Linked DNA regions of Mus musculus: region 2 is linked to region 1. The links are chromatin loops, found by intact Hi-C in ENCODE. Cell type or tissue: heart. All regions are shown on one strand.

What was found. Peaks named below come from ENCODE experiments on the same cell type or tissue, not always from the same donor. Only the 100,000 strongest peaks of a DNase experiment are listed, where the experiment ranks them.
Region 2: a loop joins it to region 1, with 4 times the contacts of the local background. A loop is called at or near these places in 2 of 42 quality-filtered maps.

What each region holds. Positions count from the first base shown.
Region 1 is chr11:69,651,161-69,659,160 of GRCm38, reverse strand. Fxr2 (fragile X mental retardation, autosomal homolog 2) reads right to left here. Exons shown (of 17, transcript NM_011814.2): 13 at 7,725-7,922; 14 at 7,438-7,638; 15 at 7,088-7,183; 16 at 6,854-6,951; 17 at 5,864-6,557. The coding sequence ends at 6,462. Sox15 (SRY (sex determining region Y)-box 15) reads right to left here and starts at 4,124. Exons shown (of 2, transcript NM_009235.2): 1 at 3,262-4,124; 2 at 2,434-2,708. The coding sequence starts at 3,788. The coding sequence ends at 2,540. It overlaps Mpdu1 (mannose-P-dolichol utilization defect 1), which reads left to right. Exons shown (of 7, transcript NM_011900.4): 2 at 285-350; 3 at 463-595; 4 at 1,140-1,225; 5 at 1,318-1,436; 6 at 1,631-1,741; 7 at 1,833-2,464. The coding sequence ends at 1,958. In heart, CTCF peaks have their summits at 1,764 (motif pointing right) and 3,601 (motif pointing left); DNase peaks (open chromatin) are centred at 1,600, 1,850, 2,903 and 3,440; H3K4me3 peaks cover 1,324 bases; H3K27ac peaks cover 2,406 bases.
Region 2 is chr11:69,711,982-69,719,981 of GRCm38, reverse strand. No RefSeq gene overlaps it. Among named protein-coding and RNA genes, the nearest start is that of Tnfsfm13, 20 kb to the right of the region's middle. In heart, CTCF peaks have their summits at 337 (motif pointing right), 2,529 (motif pointing right) and 4,275 (motif pointing right); no DNase peak of the experiment used is centred here; H3K4me3 peaks cover 1,180 bases; H3K27ac peaks cover 2,377 bases.

The DNA of each region.
Region 1 (8,000 bases):
GGGACAACCCTACTCTTTGCAGCCCTCAAAACTATTTTAGACGTGTATTTATAGGGAATGGAAGGGGGACAGGAAGGAAGAAGCTGTTGTGACAGCACACCCAGTCTGAATAGAAGATGTCTGTAGCAAGGATGTTTGCCCTGTCATCCCTACCACCCCCAGAGACTTACTGGTGTGGTAGGTGTGGTGGTCACGGGTGAGGGAGAGGGCAACAGCTCCTAGGAGCACTTCAAACCCTCACCTGGGCGCCAGAGGCCTCTCTGCTGACTGCTCTCTCTTCTCAGTTCCCTGCCTCAAGATTCTCCTCAGCAAAGGCCTCGGGCTGGGCATCGTGGCTGGGTCACTTCTCGGTACGTACAGCTCCTTCCTGCTGTTGGAGTAAAGGGAAGGGAGGTGAGAGGCTGAGGATGCCAAGGCTGGGGATAGAGTGCCCTTTCCTCAGCCCTGCTGCTTTGTCCACAGTCAAGCTGCCCCAGGTATTTAAACTCTTGGGAGCCAAGAGTGCAGAAGGACTGAGTCTCCAGTCAGTAATGCTGGAGCTAGTGGCACTGACCGGAACCGTGGTCTACAGCATCACCAACAACTTCCCCTTCAGGTGAGTGAGGGTCCACTCTTCACGCCCAAAGCCAAATCCCCAAGATTCTCTTTGGGTTTTTCAAGACAGGGTTTCTCTGTGTGGCCCTGGCCGTCCTGGAACTCACTCTGTAGACCAGGCTGGCCTCAAACTCAGAAATCCGCCTGCCTCTGCCTCCCAACTGCTGGGATTAAAGGCATGTGCCACCACCGCCCAGCCCCACAATTCTTTTCTTTTCAGTTTGTTTATTTGAGGTGGGAGGGGTCACGGAACAACTTGTAGGAGTTGGTTCTCTCCTTGCAGTGTGTGGATCCTGGGGCTGGAACGTAGGCAATCAGACTCAGAGGCAAACATCCTTACTTGCTGAGCTATTCTGGCCCCAGCACCTGCAGTTCTAATAAGTAAATATGGGGATGGAGCGAGCCTTCCCTGCGTGAGCCAGGCATGGTGGGAGTGGCAGACTGAAAAGCACAGGCTCATCCCAGAGCTGAGCCGGACGGGGCATGGAGGCTTCCCCTGCCTTTTTCCAGGCCTGCCTTTTTCCTCCCACCCCTTGACTCTGCAGCTCTTGGGGTGAAGCGCTGTTCCTGACACTCCAGACCGTTGCCATCTGCTTCCTGGTCATGCACTACAGAGGAGAGACCGTGAAAGGTGCCGGGGACTGGCTGGAGAGCAGGCATTGTGTATGGGAACTTTGGTGGGGACTCAGGCTCAAGAGGACTCCTTGTCTCCCTGACCCCCAGGAGTCGCTTTCCTTGCCTGCTATGCCATGGTCCTGCTGGCGCTGCTCTCCCCGCTCACGCCTCTGGCTGTAGTCACTCTGCTCCAGGCCTCCAATGTACCTGCCGTGGTGGTGGGGAAGGTGGGTACTCTGGGGAAGTAGGAAGCAAAGGGACGTGAGAGTGTGTGTGTGTGTGTGTGTGTACGCGCGCGAGCTAGTGTAAGGCAGAGGAGGACCTCCAACTATGGAGTGCTAGTGTGCAGGGCGTGAGGAATAGTGACGGGTCACGGAGAAGGGTCAGATGAGAGAACCAAAAGTATCAATGTCTCCTCTAGTTGCTTCAGGCAGCCACTAACTACCGCAACGGACACACAGGCCAGCTTTCAGCCATTACAGTGTTTATGCTGTTTGGGGGCTCCTTGGCCCGAATCTTCACTTCTGTTCAGGTGAGTGCACCTTCTGCCCACTAGAGGGCACTAAAACCTCATTCTCTGCTGAGTCTTGGAACTTTTCTAGATCTGTGCTCTCTCATAACAGGAAACTGGAGACCCCCTCATGGCTGGAGTCTTTGTGGTCTCTTCTCTCTGCAATGGCCTCATTGCTGCCCAGGTCCTCTTCTACTGGAACGCAAAGGCTCCCCACAAACAGAAAAAGGAGCAATAGAGCTGAGCTCGCTTCTAGAACAATTCCATTTCCACTCATCCTCAGAGTCCTCCCCACATGACTTGATCTGCGGGTGCAGTGTAAGCACCCTCCATTCCTCTAACTGCAGCCTCCTGAGCCAGGGTTGTGGGAGCAGTAAAGCTTGTGTAGGCCCTGCCTTCACTCACTCACTTCCCCAGATCCCTCCTTGTGAGCAGCTGGTTTACTGGAGCAGATGCTCTGGCCCTGTCCACTTACCTTCCTTTTGGACCAAGGACAGAGCCTAGAAAACTGTGGTTGGAAGCTAGTGGCTGCTTCCCTGTGCTGCCCGGGTGGGATGGTCTATTGGAGCCCAGTTCTGGGGGTGAGGGAGAGTGACTCAGATAAGGGCCCTGGGGTTGGGTGGGGAGGTTCCTGCCGAGGCAGGTCCTGGCGGAAGGGTGTGTGAAGGCGCTGGTTGCTGCTGTAGGGAGAGAATACAAATGGGACAATAAAAGACTCCGAAACATGGTTTTAATTGTACAAAATTGTGTTTAGTGTGCATTCTGGTTCCTTGGAGATCTGTAGGGGTCTGTGGGGTTGGCCCTGGGCGTCCCTGCCAGTTAAAGGTGGGTTACTGGCATGGGGGCTCCAGCAAGGGAAGTATTATATGGAGTGGAAGAGTCTGGGGATAGGTAAGGGGAGAAAGAGGGTCTTAGCTCCCCCTGGAGCCTGGGATCACTCTGAGGGAAGGTGCATGGTAAGGGGGCCTCCGGTCTGCAGTGGGAAGAGCTGTAAAAAGAAACATGGGGTCTGGAGGTTAGTCTTCTTGAATCGATTGGGCAGTGTCCTCAACTCTTCGTGGGGGACTGGTCTGACCAGTTTGCAGCAGACAGGGTTAGAGCTTGCCATTCAGCCAGCCTTGCTGGGTACAGCAGGCATGGAATGGGACCCTAGGGTGACTTAAAGAACAAGGTAGTTCTGTTGGGGCATGCTCAGCAGGCGGCTTGCGTGCTGCACGGCTGTTTGCCTCCTGGGGCAGCAGGCCAGGAAGGAGCAACAGGATGGGCTTGGTCTCTCCTTGCCCCCAGGGCTGGGAGAGGAAGATGGGTCACACAAGGGCCAGCCACAAGGAGAAACTGCCATCCAAAAGGCAGAGGTAGGACACATTAGTTGAGATGGAACAGCCACTATCCTGAACTCTGGGCCCTCAGCCTGGTGTAGCTTCTGCTTGGGTGGATTTGGGTTTAACTTGGCACTCTGGCCTCTGTTCCCACCCAGCTCTCAAGGAAGGGGGTCGTGTGGGAAGCATGGAACAGACAGATGGACACAATTAGGCACTCACGTGTAACTGCCAGGCAGGTAGGCTGTCGAATAGTTGGGGGGCTGGTACCCAAAGCCTCTGCTCCCTTGGGTAGTTGTGTACCCTGGCCCCCAGTGTGAGCCACCACATGCCAGGCCACCTCCTTCTTGGCTAAAGGGGACAGACCCGGTGCTCGAGTTTTTGCTCTTACGCCGGGGTCGGTACTTGTAGTCGGGATAGTCGCGGAGGTGGCGGGCACGAAGACGCTTAGCCTCCTCCACGAAGGGTCGCTTCTCTTCATCGCCCAGCAGCTTCCACTGAGCGCCCAAGCGCTTGGAGATCTCAGAGTTGTGCATCTTGGGGTTCTGCTGCGCCATCTGGCGGCGCTGAACAGAGCTCCACACCATGAAGGCGTTCATGGGCCGCTTCACCTTCTCCAGCGGAAGTCCCCCAGACGCTCCAGGGCTCCCGCCGGCCTCCTGCTCCTGGGGTCCTAAAGGCAAAGAGGCCGTGGAAGCCCGAGGATGCAGGCTCCAAGTCTCTGCTTGTGAGGAGCTGGTCAGCGCCATGGGTTGGAGGTGAAGCCTCTTTGAGAGGGCGTCTTGAATGCCCTTCTCCCAGAGCGAAGACTGGACTAGGAATATTTGGGTACTTAAGTATCTTCCAGAGCGCTTGAATCCAAACTTTGCTCCCAGCGATCGATTGTCACCTCTGGGAAGCTGAATTTAGAATCCTTGTCTGGAGCCCTTTACCGGAGAGGTAGTGTTCTCTCAGGTCTACCAGTCGCTCTTTCTACCCTCTGCTTCAGCGAGACAGGGTTCTTCTGTTGAAACTGCAGTTTCAAGCGTGCAGCTCTTGGTCTCCACAAAGTCCCAACAGCTGCCAGGAGTGCACCCAGGTGCTACAGGCCTTTCCCACCTGTACTCAGCCTCTAAAAGGCTGACTCCTCCCCAGACCCCTCCCAGTGGCTGTGCGGTTCTCTCCACCCCTCTTCTTTCTGCAAACCCAGGCGTCTTGTTCTTCCCAGTCCTTACACCTCCCCCTAGGGCACCACACCCCCCTAACGTTCCACCGGAGGCCTGGACGGCAGGCCTAAAAATTGTCTCAATTCTCAAGCACCAGCAATTTAAAGTAACTTCCTTCCCAAGAAGGGGAACCAAAGGCTCCCAGGGTCGATCAAACCCGGAGAATTTAAGAAGCTCTCACTCCCTATCAAAGCCTTTTCCGGTGTCTGTTGCTCCTTAAACCCCTGATCTGCCCCAGGGGAAAGAAACTCAAGGCCATTTTTGTTTTCTTAGTCATTCCAGCAGGTGCTAGGCAGATGAAAACATTCAAAGCCACTTCCAGTCCTGAGGTTCCCCATTGCCACTGAGTATTGCAAGTTTCATCTTTAAGCCCAAACCATGGACATGCCTCTGGGCCTGCAGATACACTTTTTAAAAATCTTCCTATTTTTTAAAAGGTTATGGATGGGGTGGGGCACAAGTGTCACCACTTTGTATATAGAGGTCAGAGGATAACTTTCACAAGTCCGTTCTCTTTCCCAGGTCAAGGTGGAGAGGTGGTAGTGGCTATCTCCGTGACTGATCTCAGGGGGCACCTAACCTTCTGAGCTATGGTTTTTGTTTTTTTTTTTTTTTTGTTTTTTGAGACAGGGTTTCTCTGTGTAGCCCTGGCTGTCCTTGAACTCAGAAATCTACCTAAGTGCTGAGCTGTTTCTTTACCCCTTTGATCCCTTTTTTCTTTTTTTTTTAAAGTGTAATTATTTGAGACAGGGAGTGCAGCATATAGCCCTGATTGGCCTGAACTCCTTGCTCCTTGTGTAGACTAGGCTGGACTTGATCAAGATCCATCTACCTCTGCCTCCTGGGTACCGGAATTTTTTTTTTCTTTCTTTCTTTAGTCTAATAATCCTGTCTTGCCCTTGAACTCACTCGATCCACCTGCCTCTATCTCGGACTAGAGTTCTGGGATTAAAGGCGTGTGCCCAGTACTGCCCAGCAGTTACATAGTTAAGAATCCCGATTTCCTCCATTCTAAGGTTTCTGGGAGAAAGCATTCAGCACACCCTCCTGAGGATCACGTTCAGTTCACCACAGTGCAGTGCACTGTACCTAGCTCTGGCGCTTCCCAATTCCGATAGTCACTACTCTTTACCCTTGAGGCCCCTAAAAGCTGAGGTCAGTGACATGGATTCTAGAGCTAGAGTGACACCAGGCCAGAAATACAACCTGCCCTCCTGAGTTCTAGAGGCTATGGTGAGGAAACCCTATTTTCCTCTCTGCTGAAGGCCCAGCCTGTGCCCCAGGCCCCAGATAATCGGATTAAACAGCCTGCTCAGACTCTCAGCTTCTACCAGGAACAGCTCCAGCTTCACGGAGCCTGGCCTATCCTCCTGTGACTCAGGGCTCAGGAGTGGCCCAACTCTCAACAACCAAGGGAGGGAAGAAACAGCAAGGTCTGAAGCACGGTCCTCTGGCCACGGAGAATTAAGGATGCAGCCATTCCCAGAATATCATCTTCCTGACACAGAACGAGGAGCTGATAATAAAGGCTATAGAACGAGAGCCAGGGACCAATGCCGGTCAGCCCTAGAGATTTAAACAGCCCAGACTGGGGACAAAGGCAACATGGGAAACACAAGGCCATTTGGATTTTTTTATTCTCTTTTTAAATACTGTACAGTGAAAAATAAATACGCCTTCTCATCCACCAGACAAGGTTATTTCCTCCCAACTCCCCTGGGAGACCTTGTCACCCCCCTTCATACATACCCCTGGTTCTATTCCAAAACCTTCCCCATGCCTCCCACCCACGAATACCCTCACTATCCCCGTCTTCCACAGTGATGAGGCCCCAGAAATGGGGGGTACAGGATGGGAGGAGGGATAGCAGGGGAGCCCCCCTGAACTGTCAAATCTGGGTGGGTCAAGGAGCACCCCCACCAACAGGCGGAGAATGGGGGTGTTCAGAGGTCGGGGCATTAGAGGATAAAGGCACATCCAGTCTGAAAGGGAAGGGGAGGCTCCCTCACCCTGGGGGTAGGGTGGACAAGAGGGAGGGGTATGACCCTGTTACACACCCCTCCACTAGCTCCTGGAGGTTGGGGGGGACCCAAGCTGCTGTGCCACCCCCCTCCCCCGTAGATAAGAGCAGCTCCAGCGCAGGTCAGTTGGACCCATGAGGGCCATGGTGGTGGGCAGCAAGCGAGATGGAGAAAGGAGGGATGTGGACCGGAGGTTTTATGAAACTCCATTCACCAAACTACCCAACTCCAAGGGGGCAGAGAGCTCCCCATTCTCTGAGGGGCCCTTGGGAAGCTTGCTGACAGAGTCACCCTACAGAGGAAGCAGGAGGAAAACAAAAAGGAAGCAGCTGATGAGTACAGCAGATGCAGGCACGCCTTCCTTCTCACTACAGACACACGTGGAGGCCAGGTCCCTCACCCCCCTGTGCTCAATCACCACCAGCCCTGTCTTCTGTTTGTGCCGGCTCTGCTCTACCCTCAGCTTAGCCTGAACTCCATCACATACAGTCAATTCAACTTTCTTTGCAAAGTTTTCTGTGTCCCTGCCCCAAACAAACAAACAAACAACAACAACAAAGTGGGGTAGGCTGTATCTTGATTGCCTACCTTCTGTCCTGAAAGAGAATCCTCTGAGGGTTTCGTGCGTTCCAGGGGCCGCTGGCGGCTCTGAGACTCTGCCCGTGAGATATAGTCAGCCACAGTCACTAGGAAAGACACAGGATCAAGACTTTCAGGAACTTCGGGATTTCATGGTTCCCAATGAATCCAACCCTGGTTTCCCAGCCAATGAGACATTTCATCTTAGTTCCAGAAAGGCTCCAATTCTGTATGTCAGCTGACCTGGTTGGCGGTCTCCACTGATGGACCCATCAGTCCGGTTACCACGATTACGGCGGCGGCGGCTGCGATTTCGTCTCTGGGGTCTTGATTCATCTTCTGTGGAGTAAAGAAGAGTCATTCACCCACCCTCTCATACTTCATTTTTTTTTTTTTTTTGGTTTTTCCAGACAGGGTTTCTCTGTATAGCCCTGGCTGTCCTGGAACTTGCTCTGTAGACCAGGCTGGCCTCGAACTCAAAAATCTGCCTGCCTCTGCCTCCCAAGTGCTGGGAATAAAGGCGTGCAACACCACGCCCGGCCATACTTCATTCTTAATCACACCTCTAAGAATTCTCCAGGCTAGCCCCTCACCCAGGCCATTCTCTGTCATGTTAGGACCATCAGACTCCAGGCCTCCGTCCATGACAGTCCTGTCTTCATCAGTACGGCGGCGGCGGGAACGGCGACGACGGGCACTTGCTGGAGGAGGTTCACCAGGCTCCGAATCAACTGGAGGCTCTGGTTCAGATGTGTCCAAGAGGCTGTAAGGATTGCTGTCTGGATCCTTTAGCACTAGTGAAACAAAAGGAAGAGGCTGGGGAGTCAGGTGGCCACTGTCTTCTCCTTCAGGTCACCATCCATGACCCCAGCTCTGATACCTGAGCTAATAGATGATGAGTTATATCTTGAGGTAGGCCGGGGAACAGGTGGGGGTCCCCTTCCCCGGCCCCCAATCGGCCGCCTCCTGCTTTCTTCTCCACGGCTTGGGGGATCTCTGTCACCAGGTCCTGCTCGATTAGACTCCTCTCTCTTTTCTGACTCTGTCTCTGAAGCTGTGGAGGGGTCTGAGCTGGGGCCTAAAGAACACAGAAGGGTTTATTCAGAGACAATAGTGCTTGTCCTAGGAGTTCAACCACCACATCTAAATTAGAATT
Region 2 (8,000 bases), 61 kb before region 1:
CTGCAAGCCCGAGCTCCTTTTGCTTGGTTTTCCGAGACAGGGTTTCTCTGTGTAGCCCTGGCTGTACTGGAACTCACTTTGTAGACCAAACTAGCTTCGAAACTCAGAGATCTGCCTACCTCGGGATCCTCTCTCTCTCTCTCTCTCTCTCTCTCTCTCTCTCTCTCTCTCTCTCTTTCTCTTCCTCTCTCTCTCTCTCTCTCTCTCTCTCTCTCTCTCTCTTTCTCTTCCTCTCTCTCTCTCTCTCTCAATTTTATTTTATTATTTAATTTTATTATTTTACATGTATGGATTTTTGCCTGCATGTATAGCTGTGCACGTATATGCATTTCCAGCAGGGGCCTGAAGAGGGCGTCGGAACCTTTGGAATTGGGTGTTACAGATGGCTATGACTAGCAGAGCGAATGCTGGGAATTAAATCCTGGTCCTTCGGAAGAGCCCCAGTTCTCTTAATGAACGGGCCATCTCTCCAATTCTAGCTAGCACTGTTTGTTTGTTTATTGCTACTGGTGGTGATACTGCTGTGTTTTGAAACAGGGACTCAGGGCTGGTGAGATGGCTCAGCGGGTAAGAGCACTGACTGCTTTCCTGAAGGTCCTGAGTTCAATTCCCAGCAACCACATGGTGGCTCACAAACATCCGTAATGAGATCTGACACCCTTTTCTTGTGTGTCTGAAGACAGCTACAGTGTACTTATTTATAATAAATAAATCTTTGTGCTGGAGCGAACAAGGCCAGAGCGAGTAGAGGTCCTAAATTCAATTCCCAATAACTACATGAAGGCTCACAACCAAAAGAAGAAGAAGAAGGAGAAGGAAGAAGAAAAGAAACAAGGATTCACTAGGTATCCCTGCCTGGCCTGTAATTCATTGGTGTAGAACAGGTTAGCCTTGAATTCAGAGATCAGCCCACTTCTGCTTACTGGATGCTGGGATTAAAGGTGTGTGCGCCACCATGCCCAGCTGATTGGGATAATTTTGATTTTGAAGCCAGCCTTCTTCCTCGTCTTCGTCTTCCCCCTACCCCTCGGGAGAGGGGGTGGGGCAGGCCAAGTTACAGACTAACCATGCACCATTCTGCTGAGCCCAGGCCAGTCTGTGACCTTTGATAATGGGTTTTCCCGCCTTTTAAATTGAGTCCCAGCCCTATGTGTTGCCCCTCCCCGGCGGCTTCCCTTGCTGCAGAGACGCGGGCGGCGAGGGAGGGAGCGGGCGGGCGGTCTGACTCTCTTTAGCTGCTCTTGAGACCTTCTTTTCTTGTGCCTCTTTTCTATTCTTTCCCTTAGCTTTCCTGACACGTGGCAGGCTCTGGAGTACCAGAAGATTTCAGCAATTCTGAAGAAATAAATTTCTTTCCAGTCTATCACCTGCTTTGAGTTCTGATAAGCTGTAGAATCCTCCATGTCTTTTTTAATTTTTTTTTTTTTTTGAGACAGGGTTTCTTTTTGTAGCTCTGGCTGTCCTGGAACTGGCTCTGTCGATCAGGCTGGCCTCGATCTCCTCCTGCCTCTGCCAGTGCTGGGATTAAAGGTGGCAAGGTGGCGTTCTGGACATCTTCAAGTCTGTCCCTTGAGTCACTATATTCTTTAGCTGGGACGTCACCTGTCTTAGTTTATCCACTGAGTTAATTCCAATTCATATACACATACTCATACACACGCACGCACACAACACACCCTCACACACATCCACACATTAAAACCTTAACGTGTTATTAAAATGTGTCTGTATATTGATTTACCTGCTTGCCCAGTCTAAACACTTCTCTCCTGCCTGTGCGTTGTGTCATGCCTCTGGCTTGCTTTGCCAACCTGTGGGTTTAGGCTAGACAATACTGTGAGAAGAGACCACCTGGAGTGGATCTGTGTCCTATGGGGCAGACTTTACTCTGCTTGAGATTGGGGGCAGCTGGGCCTGGACGCTTGCTGGTGACAGTTACAGATGCAGGGACAAAGCCCAACCATCGTGAAGGATGGGGATAGAAGTTAGTGAACAGGAAAAAAAAATTCATTGGAAATGTAAATGAGCTAAATACCTAATAAAAAATGGAAAAAAAATTCTATTCCTCTTACGTCCAAATGAACGTGGTACTTCCCACACCTGCCACCCAGCACCTGGAAGGTATAAGCAAGAGAGTCAGGAGTTCAAGGTTAGCCTCTACTACTTACCAAGTGCAAGGCCAGCCTGGTCTACAGGAGATAGATCCTGGTTTAGACTTCATTGTTTTATCTGTGTGAGTGCATGTAGGTGTGTGTACCACCACATGCGTGCAGTGTTCATGGAGGCCAGAAGAGAGGGTCAGGTGCTCTGGGACTGGAGCTATGGATGATTGCGAGACATCTCACAGGTTCTCAGAATTGATCCTGCATTTGTATCCTCGGCAAGAGCAACAAGTGCTCTAAATTGTTGAGCCATCTCTCAGCCCAATTTACAAAACAACAACAACAAAACAACTTATGGTGAAAAATAGTTTAATTTTTCTTCTTTTTTAGAATTAAAAAAAATACTTATTTTATTTATATGAGTACACTGCAGCTATCTTCAGACACACCAGAAGAGGGCATCAGATCCCATTACAGATGTGGTTGCTGGGATTTGAACTCAGGACCTCTGGAAGAGCAGTGCTCTTAACCACTGAGCCATCTCTCCAGCTCCTTTTTTAGAATTTTTATTTTGAGAAAGGGTCCCACCACTACTACTATGGGTCTTTAGGTTATGACCTCATGCTGTCTGTGTCTCCAGTGACTAGGATGACTGACCTGCACTAAGCCTGGTAACAGATGTCTTTATCAGAGGCGCCCCCTGTGCCTGGTCCCAGTGAGCAGCAGTGCGGCACAGCCTTGGTAGCTCTGCACTGTCTCTCAGCTTGTGCCCGGTGCCTGGGTGGCTTGTAGCTTTTACTTGTGAGCTGTTCTTGGCCTCTGAACCTGGTCTGTGGGGAAATCTTTGATCCCTCCGCCTGAGCACACCACCTCCAGAGAGAGCTTGCCTTGCTAGTTGAGGCTTGTTTCACTGCCAACCCCAGGACCCTAGAATGTCTTCCCTCAGAAGACATTCACTTTTCTCCAGAGTCAAGACAAGCTCTTCTTCCCCTTGCCCCCCATATCTTCTTTGATGAAATGGGTTTTTGTTGTTTTGTGTTTTTGGGGCGTGTTTTTGTTTTGTTTTGTTTTTGTTTGTTTTTCAAGACAAGGTTTCTCTGTATAGCCCTGGCTGTCCTAGAACTCACTTTGTAGACCAGGCTGGCCTCGAACTCAGAAATCTGCCTGCCTCTGCCTCCCAAGTGCTGGGATTAAAGGCATGCGCCACCATCACCTGGCTTCTTTCCCTTTTTTAAGACACTCTTCCATCTCTCTCTCTCTCTCTCTCTCTCTCTCTCTCACACACACACACACACACACACACACACACACACACATCCTGGCAAAATATTCATACACATTAAAAAAGCTAAAAAGTTAAATAGATAAATAGCCCCTTGCCAGACACTTGGGAGGCAAAGACAGACAGGTCTCTGTGAGTTCAAGGCCAGGTTGATGCACAGAGTGAGTTCCAGGACAGCCCAGGGGTACACAGAGAGACTCTTGTCTTGAGATAACAGAAACAACAGCAAATAGTTTATTTAAAGAGAGTCTGGCAGGGTAATAAATTAGGAAGTAAAGGTAGCCAGAGATGGCCGTAAATCACAGCTCTGCCTGCTTTCAGTACAGAAGGCTCACTGTGAGCTGGACGAAGCAGTCATCTACACTTCACAGGATTGTTTCACAGCCTGAATACTACTGCTACGATCTATTGATCAAATCATCCTGTCAACTGTGATTCAAGTCCAGAGACAACTCCATCTCTGTGGGAGGAGGAGCTGACCAGGGAAACCATGGTAACAAGAGCTTGAGTCAACTGGTCACCCTCTAGCTGCAGATAAGAAACAGATTGCTAAAGAATGCTGGCACCCACGTGTTTTCCTTTGCTTCCCGTCCTCCTCCTCTTGATTTTGAAACAAGGTTGACTATGTAGCTCTGGAAATACTAAAACTTGCTCTGTATATCAGATTGGCCTTGAACTCAGAGATCCACCAGTGCTAGGATTAGAAGTCATGTACTGCCACTCAAAACCAAAAACCTGATCCTGACGCTTATTGTGTCTTACTCTGAACTTAATGACAGACACAAGTACAGAACAAGTCACGGAAAGTTTTTATTTCATATTTATCTTACGTGTATGAATGTTTTGCCTGCTTGTCTGTATGTGCACCACACTCATGCAGTACCAGTAGGAGCCAGAAGAGGGCGTCATATGCCCAGGATTGGAGTTACGGATGCTTGCGAGCCGCCATGCTGGTGCTGGAATCCGACCCTGGCCCTCACTCAGCAAGGGCAGCAAATGCTCTTAACTGCTATGCAGTCTCTCCAGCCCATTCAAGCCTCAGAGCTTTATGTGCCTCAGCCGCTTGGAAGCTCTCCAAAGAACTTACAAACTGTGTGAACATAGAAAATGGGAATGGCAGCTGGGCGTGGTGGTAATGCCTTTAATCACAGCACTCCGTAGGCAGAGGCAGGCTGATTTCTGAGTTCAAGGCCAGCCTGGTCTACAGAGTGAGTTCCAGGACAGCCCGGGCTACACAGAGAAACCCTGTCTTGAAAAAAACAAAAACAAAAACGAAAGAGAGAAAATGAGAATGGAGGCTGGCGGTCTGTGAGTATCCCTTTGGCATGGCCTGCACATGTCCCTTGCCCCGTCATTCAAAGTTCACATACCACCTGCGGCCCCTCCAGGGTGTGTGAGTTCTTCATTGCAACGCATCTTGGTGTGCCGGGGGTCCTTCACTGCTTTAGTGGCAAAAGTACCAAACCTCCATGGCCTCCCAGATAAGCCTTACTTTCCTAAGACTGAGCCCGGGGCTCAGTTTCAAGGTCAAGCCTCATTACCTCACCAGCTTCCCTGCAAAGAGAGCATCAGCCTGCATGCCGGGTGTTTCTGAGGACCCTCATGACTCACAGCCTAGGACCCTTAGGTGTCTACCTCGTCTACCTCGCTCCTTTGAGAGGACAGACTGAAGAAGTTGGCTTTTTTGTTTTGGTTTGTTTTCTTTGTTTTTGGTTTTGTTTTGTTTTGTTGCTGTGATCCCGACGCCAAGGTGAGGACTCGGGCTCTAGAGCAGAGCTCCGGAGTTAATCAAAGACAGCTGGGCAGTCACGCGCCACCAGCTCTGGCTTATTAGTGGGAAGATCAAGGCAGATATGCAGAGCCCTGACCCTCACGTGAGACAATAGTGACCTCGTAGGCCCTCAGACAGGTGCTGACTTCTGGCTTTGCTTTCTTTTCTCATTGTCTGGTATTCATTCTCTCTCTCTCTCTCTCTCTCTCTCTCTCTCTCTCTCTCTCTCTCTCTCTCTCAGATTAGATTTAAAGCCCCTTCCTCTCTCCCTTTCTTTCTTTTTAAAATTTTATTTTACACATGTGGCTGTTTTGTCAGTATGTATGTATGTGTACCACAAGTGTGTCAGGGTGAGAAAAGGGTGTTGGATCACCCCTAAAACTGGAGTTATAGACAGTGTGAGCTGCCACCGGAGGGCTAGGAGTCCAGAGCCTCTGGAAGAGCAGCCAGTGCTCCTAACTGCTGGGCCACATCTCCAGCGCCTTTTCTTACTTTTTTCTCTTCTTTTCTTTTCCTTTCTTTTCTTTTCTTTTCTTTTCTTTTCTTTTCTTTTCTTTTCTTTTCTTTTCCTTTCTTTTCTTTTCTTTCTTTCTTTCTTTTTTTTTTTTAAAGAGACCTGTATAAGCCAGGCATGGTGGCACACGCCTTTAATCCCAGCACTTGGGAGGCAGAGGCAGAGGCAGGCAGATTTCTGAGTTCGAGGCTAGCCTGGTCTACAAAGTGAGTTCCAGGACAGCCAGGGCTACACAGAGAAACCTTGTCTGGAAAAAACAAAGAAGGAGGAGAAGAAGAAGAAGAGGAGGAGGAGGAGGAGGAAGAAGAAGAAACTCTTGGATGGGAGAGAGTCCTGCATGTGGTTGGGTCACCTACGGTTTCAGTGTAAAGGCACAAAGTAACCCCCCCCCCCAACAGAGACTCAGTTGAGCTGGCCCATGCCACAGGTCTGTAGGAGGAAGAGCTAGTATTAATCCCACCCAGGGAACATAGAAAATTCTTGTCTCAAAACACCCCCCCCCCCCCAATGATCCGGGCAGTGGTGGTGCATGCCTCTGATCCCAGCATTGGGGGGTGGGGGGGCAGAGGCAGGTGGATTTCTGAGTTCGAGGCCAGCCTGGTCTACAAAGTGAGTTCTAGGACAGCAGGGCTATACAGAGAAACCTTGTCTCGAAAAACAAACAAAAACAAAACAAAAACACGCCCCCAAAACACAAAACAACAAAAAACCGTGGCCATGTCCTCTTTGTCCTCTTTCTGTGGCACCGCCTGAGGATCCAGGATCATCGCTGGCTTCTCCCTCTGCTTCTACCCCCTTCCCTTGGGCAGTCAATCAAGCTCGGGTAACTCCCAGGTGGAAAACCAGCTGACCAAGCAGATTTACATTCCTTTCCTCATACAGGGAACTCAAGATCAGCTCTTCCATTTCTGGTCCCAACCCTGGGGTTAGCACTCTCCTAAACAGTTAACCTTTGAACTCACATTTTTGTTTGTATGTTTCCTTGCATGCTTGCTTGATTTTTCTGGTTTTCAGAGATGGTCTCATGATGTAGCCCTGACTGCCCTGAAACTCCCTGTGTTGCCCGCCCGCCCGCCCGCCCGCCCGCCCAACAGATCAGGATTCTCTAGTTTCAGCTTCCCAAGTGCTGGGACTGTAGGTGAGTGACGCCCTGCCTGGCTTTTAACCTCTGTCACCATGACAGGCTGGAGTTCCTGCCACCCAGCTGTTAGCATTCTTTCTACCTCCCATATAAAGACGTGTTTCAAGCCAGGCGTGGTGGTGGTGGCGGCGGCGGCGCACGCCTTTAATCCCAGCACTTGGGAGGCAGAGGCAGGTGGATTTCTAAGTTTGAGGCCAGCCTAATCTACAGAGTAAGTTCCAGGATAGCCAGGGCTATACAGAGAAACCCTGTCACAAAAAAAAAACAAACAAGCAAAAAAAAAAAAAAAAAAAAAGAAAAGAAAAGAAAAATACAAGTTTTTTTTTTTTTTTTTTAAGATTTATTTAATTTATATGTATGTGAATACACTGTAGCTGTCTTCAGACACCAGAAGAGGGCATCAGATCCTATTACAGATGGTTGTGAATCACCATGTGGTTGCTGGGAATTGAACTCAGGACCTGTGGAAGAGCAGTCAGTGTTCTTAACTCTCTCCAGCCCCAAAGTACAAGTTTGGTTTTTTGTTTGTTTTTGTTTTGTTTTGGGTTTTGTTTTTTTTTGTTGTTGTTGTTTTTTTTTTTTTTTTTTTTTTTTTTGGTTTTTGGTTTTTTTGAGACAGGATTTCTCTGTGTAGCCCTGGCTGTCCTGGAACTCACTCTGTAGACCAGGCTGGGCTTGAACTCAGAAATTCACCTACCTCTGCCTCCCAAGTGCTGGGACCAAAGGCGTGCGCCACCACGCCTGACAAAATACAAGTTTTTGTTTGTTTGTTTGTTTGTTGTTTTTTTTTTTAATTACAGGACCTACAGTTAAGAGACTGTGGATTCTTTTTTTTTTTTAAGATTTATTTATTTATTATATGTAAGCACACTGTAGCTGTCTTCAGACACACCAGAAGAGGGAGTCAGATCTCATTACAGATGGTTGTGAGCCACCACGTGGTGGCTGGGATTTGAACTCAGGACCTTTGGAAGAGCAGTCGGGTGCTCTTACCTGCTGAGCCATCTCACCAGCCCCAAAATACAAGTTTTTAAAGTAATAAAAGTAAATATTTTAACAATGAAGAGAAGAGTTTGTGACCTAGAATGCAAATGCTGTGCTCCACCCTGCCCCAGGGTGGAGTGTGCTGTCACTAGTTTCCCAGGACTTAATTTCTATTGTATCTCCCAAACTATCAAGGTAAGCACAAA